Linked DNA regions of Homo sapiens: region 2 is linked to region 1. Evidence: chromatin loops called from intact Hi-C (ENCODE). Cell type or tissue: mammary epithelial cell. All regions are shown on one strand. Each heading gives the region's core, and the rest is flanking DNA. Links, peaks and the distances in the headings are about the cores only. Region 1 holds the start of LINC00705 (long intergenic non-protein coding RNA 705). Region 2 has its middle 23 kb from the start of LINC02639.

Region 1 (2,819 bases), core at 223-2,722:
CATACAATAAGGTATAGCACATAATACCTGACAATGATAATAAATGATTAGGTTACTAGTTTAATATGCTATAGTTTTTATTGTTATTTTAGATTGTACTCTTTATGTTAATATATTATTAAAAGGTCAGTTGTGAAACAGCTTCAGGCACTTCCTTCAGGAGCTATCCAGAAAAAGGCATTGTCATCATAGGAGATGCCAGCTTAATGCGTGACGTTGCCCCTGAAGACCTTCCAATGGGGCAAGAAATGTAGGTGGAAGACAGTGATAATGATCCTGACCCCGTGTAGGTGTAGGCTATTGTGTGGTTTGTGTTTTAGTTTTTAACAAAAAAGTTTAAAAATTAAAAAATTAAACAATATAAGAGCGCTTATAGAATACGGATATAAAAAGAGACAATATTTTTGTTCAGCTATACAGTGGATTTGTGTTTTCAGTGGAGTGTAATTACAAGAGTCAGAAAGTTAAAACAAAGTGAAAAGTTTATACTGTAAAAAAAGTTATAGTGGGCTAAGGTTAATTCATTATTGATGAGAGAAATTTTTTTGTACATTTTGTGTAGTCTAAGTGTACAGTGCTTGTAAAGTCTGCAGTAGCATACAGTAATGTCCAAGGCTTTCACATCCACTCACCACTCGCTCACTGACCCAGCCAGAGCAACTTCCAGTCCTGAAAGCTGCATTCATGGTGAGTGTCCTACACAGGTGCATCATTTTTATCTTTTATACCATATTTTTACTGTATCTTTTCTATGTTTAGATATGTAAATACCATTGTGTTACAATTGCCTACAGTATTCAGGACAATAACAGGCTGTACATGTTTGTTGCCTAGCAGCAGTAGGTGTGTAGTAGGCTCTTCTGTCTAGTTTTGTGAAAGTTCACACTATGATGTTTGCATAACAACAAAATCACCTATGGATGCGTTTCTCAGAATGTATCCCCATTGTTAAACGATGCATGGCTCTGTGTGTGTATGTGCAGGACTCTGTGTGTGTGGTATATGCATACCACATACGCACACATCCACACTATACTATGCACTCTACATATATACAACTACATAGGCAAATATAAAGCTGCATGTGCATAAATACACAAACAAACACACATACATATGTATAAAAGGTAATGTATTGATATTAATACTGACAATGTGTACTAAGCATATATTTATATACCCTTAAATGTATATTATTTTAATACATACTATATTATGTTATATACTAATACACTTTTTTAAAACTGAAAGAAATCTCGTTGCCAATTTGTGTTTCTAAATATGATGTCCATATTTTTTCTGATTTTATTACTATAGCTGTGATCACGTCATGTAACTTAATTTTGATGATGTTTCTCACAGTATAGTTTGAGGGTATCCAGCCTCAGATTATCTGAGGATGTAGCTCAAGATTTCCTAATTTTGCAAACAGCAAGCTTCCCAGGAGATTCTTAGATTCCTGCTAACAAAAGGCGGAGACTCACTGGACAGTTACTGAAGATAGACAGTAGGGGGCGGAAGGGCCCACGCTTCTTTGATATTGGTGGCTTTGGTTTTTCAGTGACGGGGGACACTTTGACTTCAGGTATGTTCTGCATTTAGAATTTTCAAATGAACGTTTCTTGTCTGTTCCCTTCTTTTTTCTGCCTCCAAACATAATGTCTATCATTGTAAAAGTAATAAAAAATCACTGAACAAAATTTGGAAAATACCAAATGAATAACAATAGAAATAAAGTAAAAAAAGAACCACTCAAATTCCCATCATCAAGAAATAAACATTCTGATAATATTTAATTTTATTTTCCTATATATATTGTGTGTGTGTATATATGTATGTGTATATATATACATATATTCAAAATGTATTATAACACAAAATGTATAAAATATATAATAGTATAAACAAAATTATATTATATATGTCATTTTCATGTCATATGTCAGATATAGCATATTAATACATACCCAGTTTTCTAAAATGCTGATCTCTTTGAAATATTCAATTATCAATTGTGTTTCTTTCCTCACTGAAGTTCCTTTTTACGACTTTTGGTAGTGAAGAGATAAAGTTCATTACAAAACATGCCAGGCTTAAGCAATTTTCCAAAGGGATTAACGAATTGCAGTGGCCGCAGGCTATGTAAAAATTTTTAAAAGGTGGTGTCTCTCATATTCTTCAGCATAACTTGGGTCACAGAAACCCAGGCATAAAAATTCATTGTGAACTCATATTCTACCATGGCCTGACACTGGTAAGTTATTTTGTTGCAAAAGCCTTAAGCAATTTGAGATGTCGAAGCACGTTTTCAAGAGTTAGCACATCTCCATTGTCTATAAACTGCATGCATATTTTATGCCTAAAAAATATTTCATCTTCTGATTTTCTAGCTTTCTTCTGCAGGTTGTTTTTTTTTTTTTAGAATATTTTTCAATCATTTTAATTCTCTATTGTAAAACTTGGAAATCTCTACTTATGGACTGCCAAGAACAGTCTGAAATTAAATCAATTTACTCTCACTCTTAGTGAATATTTTGGGAGTGCTAGGTATTGAATGTGTCCCCCAAAAGTTCATGTGTTAGAAATGTAATCCTTCTGCCCCTATGATGAGATGAATGGATGAATGAGGGCTCTGTTCTCATGACGGGATGAATGTTGCTGTCCCAGGAGTGGGTTTATTATCACAGCAGCGTTATTCTTGTGCCTGTGAGCTCTCCCTGGCTCCCTTGCTCCCACTCTGAGCATGTGATGCCCTCTGCCATGAGGTGAGGCAGCAAGAAGGCCCTCACAGATGCCGGCACTGTGGACTTCCAGCCTCT
Region 2 (2,819 bases), core at 281-2,780, 850 kb after region 1:
GGAAGCTTCTCCCCACTAGGCAAGCGGAAGTTGTCCTGAGTGAGAGGGTGATGAGCTGAGTTAGGAAACTGATTCCTAAATACTCAGAGTCCCCTCCTCTGTTCTACATAGGCATCTCTGAATAGATGATTTTTGACATTTGACAAAATTGATGGCAGAGAGACAGGAGCTGAGTGATTGGTGCAGCGTTTCTCTGCACCCAAAACGTCATAGTACATGTGTCCTGAAATGTGTGGGCATCTCATCCACAGGGAAACGTTCGAAGTCACAGCTGCACCTATGCCTTTTATAGAATGACTTTCTACCCCAGCCCCTGCAGGTTAGCAAGCCTTCTGGAAACTAACTCTGACACCGCACCATTTTAGAGAATGTTTTTCACCTCTTAATAATAATCATAGTAACTCTCTCATGGGGCCCTTCCCCACACAGTTCTGCATGCTGAGTTCACTGAAATGGTCTGGCCCTGTCACTGCAGGTCATGGTATTTTCCTGCTAGGAGTTTCGGTTTCTGTTACAGACTGTGTGTGCCTGAGGTTTGCTTCTCTTGGCTGCTCTTCCACAGTGGAATGTTCTTTTTGAAATCGATGACTTTCAAGGTGATCATTACGTGCCAGAGACCCCTGTGAGCTCCTTCAGAACACCAAATTTGGACTCTCCCCAGCTCCCGAGCTGGCTGTCAAGGGTGTGAGCTGACAGTTGAGATGATTAAGCCAACTGACATCATGCCAGGAAATGCCACAATTTAGAAATTCATGTCAATGCCCACTCCTCATTCTATGAGGAAGGCCATGTGCAGTTTGCCAGAAATACTATTGAGAGGCACTAAATAACTAGCACTGATGAGTCTCTATTAAAATAAGATAACTTACTATACATTTCTTAACATATTTATGTTTACACAGGAAAAGCAAAACCATTTGACATTAGTTAAGACTTTAATTTTACTCTTTGAGCAAAGCAAGCTATATAACTAAGCTAAAAGGAAGGCAAAGACAATTTGCAAATATAAAATTGCTTTAAGGAGTCAACGTAGAGAATGATGCTATTAAGATTATCATCAGAATTCAATTACAATTTCACTCATTTTTAGTTATGAAGAAGGAACACATCCAGAAGTGCTGTGCTCGCCAACTGTTTAATATTAATTAGTGAAAACGGTGTTTCCTGATTTAGCCATGAAAGTTAGTAAAGCATTTCATTTCAAATAAATTTTTATTGAAAGCAAATTTTAAAACTACCTGGGGTTGTGTTCAGCAAGGCTTGGGAATTTGAACTTTTTCACATGTGAAAGTTTAAACCTTTTTCTTTTCCCTGTTGTGTGCAAAAATCTCCTTTTGTTTGTCCTCCTGTGGAAATCGTTACTTTCACCCATATATGGCTCCAAAAATATAAACCATCTTAGAGAGGCTGTTGAAATTATTCACTCTTGGCCTAGAGCTAATTGTGGCTTTTCACTCCTAACAGTATCTTATGAGAAAGTTGTAAGTGAAATTAGGGTCAAAATGCACATATGAAAGCCGTGTAGCATTCTCAGAAAAACCACACATGGGCTGTTTTTTCTGTTGTTTTTTTTTTTTTTTTTTTTTGAATATCTGTTTATCAAAAAGCTGCCCATGGTGATTCAGAGCCACATTTTTCCTCTGTGTGTATATACTGGAGAACTTTGACCACGCTTGCTGATTTCAAAGCAAGGCAATATCTTTTCAATGACATCAGCTTCCACTCCCTGTACCGGGAACTCACCGTTCTCTGAACTGAAAGTTGGGAGCTGGTGCCAAAGGTTGTCTCACCTGTGACTGCATTTCCTGTAAGCCCAGTTCACCCTGGCGTGGGCCTGGCCGATTCAGATAATGACACACACCTCTCCAGTTCTCACAAGCAACAGCCCCAAGACTAACTCTTCAGTCATCTCCAGACTATGACCCAGGCCATGGAGAGCAGCCACACCTGGAGAGGAGCCTGCCCTTGCTCTCCTGGGCTGTGCTGTCACTGGCAGTGAGAGTAGAACTGTCTTCCCTTCAGAATCACTGAATGATCAATAAAAAACTCTCAGCAGGGCGCAGTGGCTCACGCCTGTAATCCCAGCACTTTGGGAGGCCGAGGCGGGTGGATCACAAGGTCAGGAGATTGAGACCATCCTGGCTAACACGGTGAAACCCCGTCGCTACTAAAAATACAAAAAATTAGCCGAGTGTGGTGGCAGATTCCTGTAGTCCCAGCTACTCAGGAGGCTGAGGCAGGAGAATGGCGTGAACCCGGCAGGCGGAGCTTGCAGTGATCCCAGATCGCGCCACTGCACTCCAGCCTGGGCGACAGAGGGAGACTCCGTCTCAAAAAAAAAAAAACAACACTCTGACCCTTGTGGGCAGGAAGTGAGCCTTATAGGTTAACACGTGTGTGTGCCACAGCCAGAAGCCCCCGTGCCGACCCCTCTTCATGACATGGTTGGGGCTGCAGCTCCTAGGGACACAAACACATGAGATTCGGGGCCACAGGAGACCCCTACAGTGAAATGACAAAATGCCTCCCTGTGCAGCTCAGGCAGTGGACACCGTGTGATAAGAAATGGAAATAAAACCACCGTGTTTTTTTCTGTCCTGTAGCAGGAGGGTAGGTGCCTGCAAGCTTGTGCATTTCAGAAAGGGTGAATGACAGTGGATTCAAATTATCTCAAGGTGTTAATCCCCCATTTACATTGTGCTTCTACTGTATTGACAGACTCCTCTAGTAAGTATAAGGAAAAATTATCTCCTGGGATTCAAAGGACCAGCCTGCTCAGAAAACGGAGGAGATAAAGAATTACACACAGACACAGACAG

Evidence for each region. Hi-C counts contacts between places; a loop is a spot of excess contacts. Peaks named below come from ENCODE experiments on the same cell type or tissue, not always from the same donor. Only the 100,000 strongest peaks of a DNase experiment are listed, where the experiment ranks them.
Region 2: it touches region 1 in a loop (17-fold over the local background); 8 of 110 quality-filtered maps call a loop at or near these places.

The regions. Positions count from the first base shown.
Region 1 is chr10:4,655,469-4,658,287 of GRCh38, reverse strand. It overlaps MANCR (mitotically associated long non coding RNA), which reads left to right. Exons shown (of 4, transcript NR_024475.1): 3 at 563-687. It overlaps LINC00705 (long intergenic non-protein coding RNA 705), which reads right to left and starts at 2,132. Exons shown (of 3, transcript NR_015425.1): 1 at 1,968-2,132. In mammary epithelial cell, for the core only: a CTCF peak has its summit at 1,505 (motif pointing right); no DNase peak of the experiment used is centred there; H3K27ac peaks cover 655 bases.
Region 2 is chr10:3,809,265-3,812,083 of GRCh38, reverse strand. No RefSeq gene overlaps it. Among named protein-coding and RNA genes, the nearest start is that of LINC02639, 23 kb to the left of the region's middle. RefSeq lists enhancers at 40-199, 500-749, 1,037-2,236, 2,364-2,689, 413-2,689 and a cis regulatory region at 1,624-1,969. In mammary epithelial cell, for the core only: no CTCF peak of the experiment used is centred there; DNase peaks (open chromatin) are centred at 593 and 1,773; H3K27ac peaks cover 2,500 bases.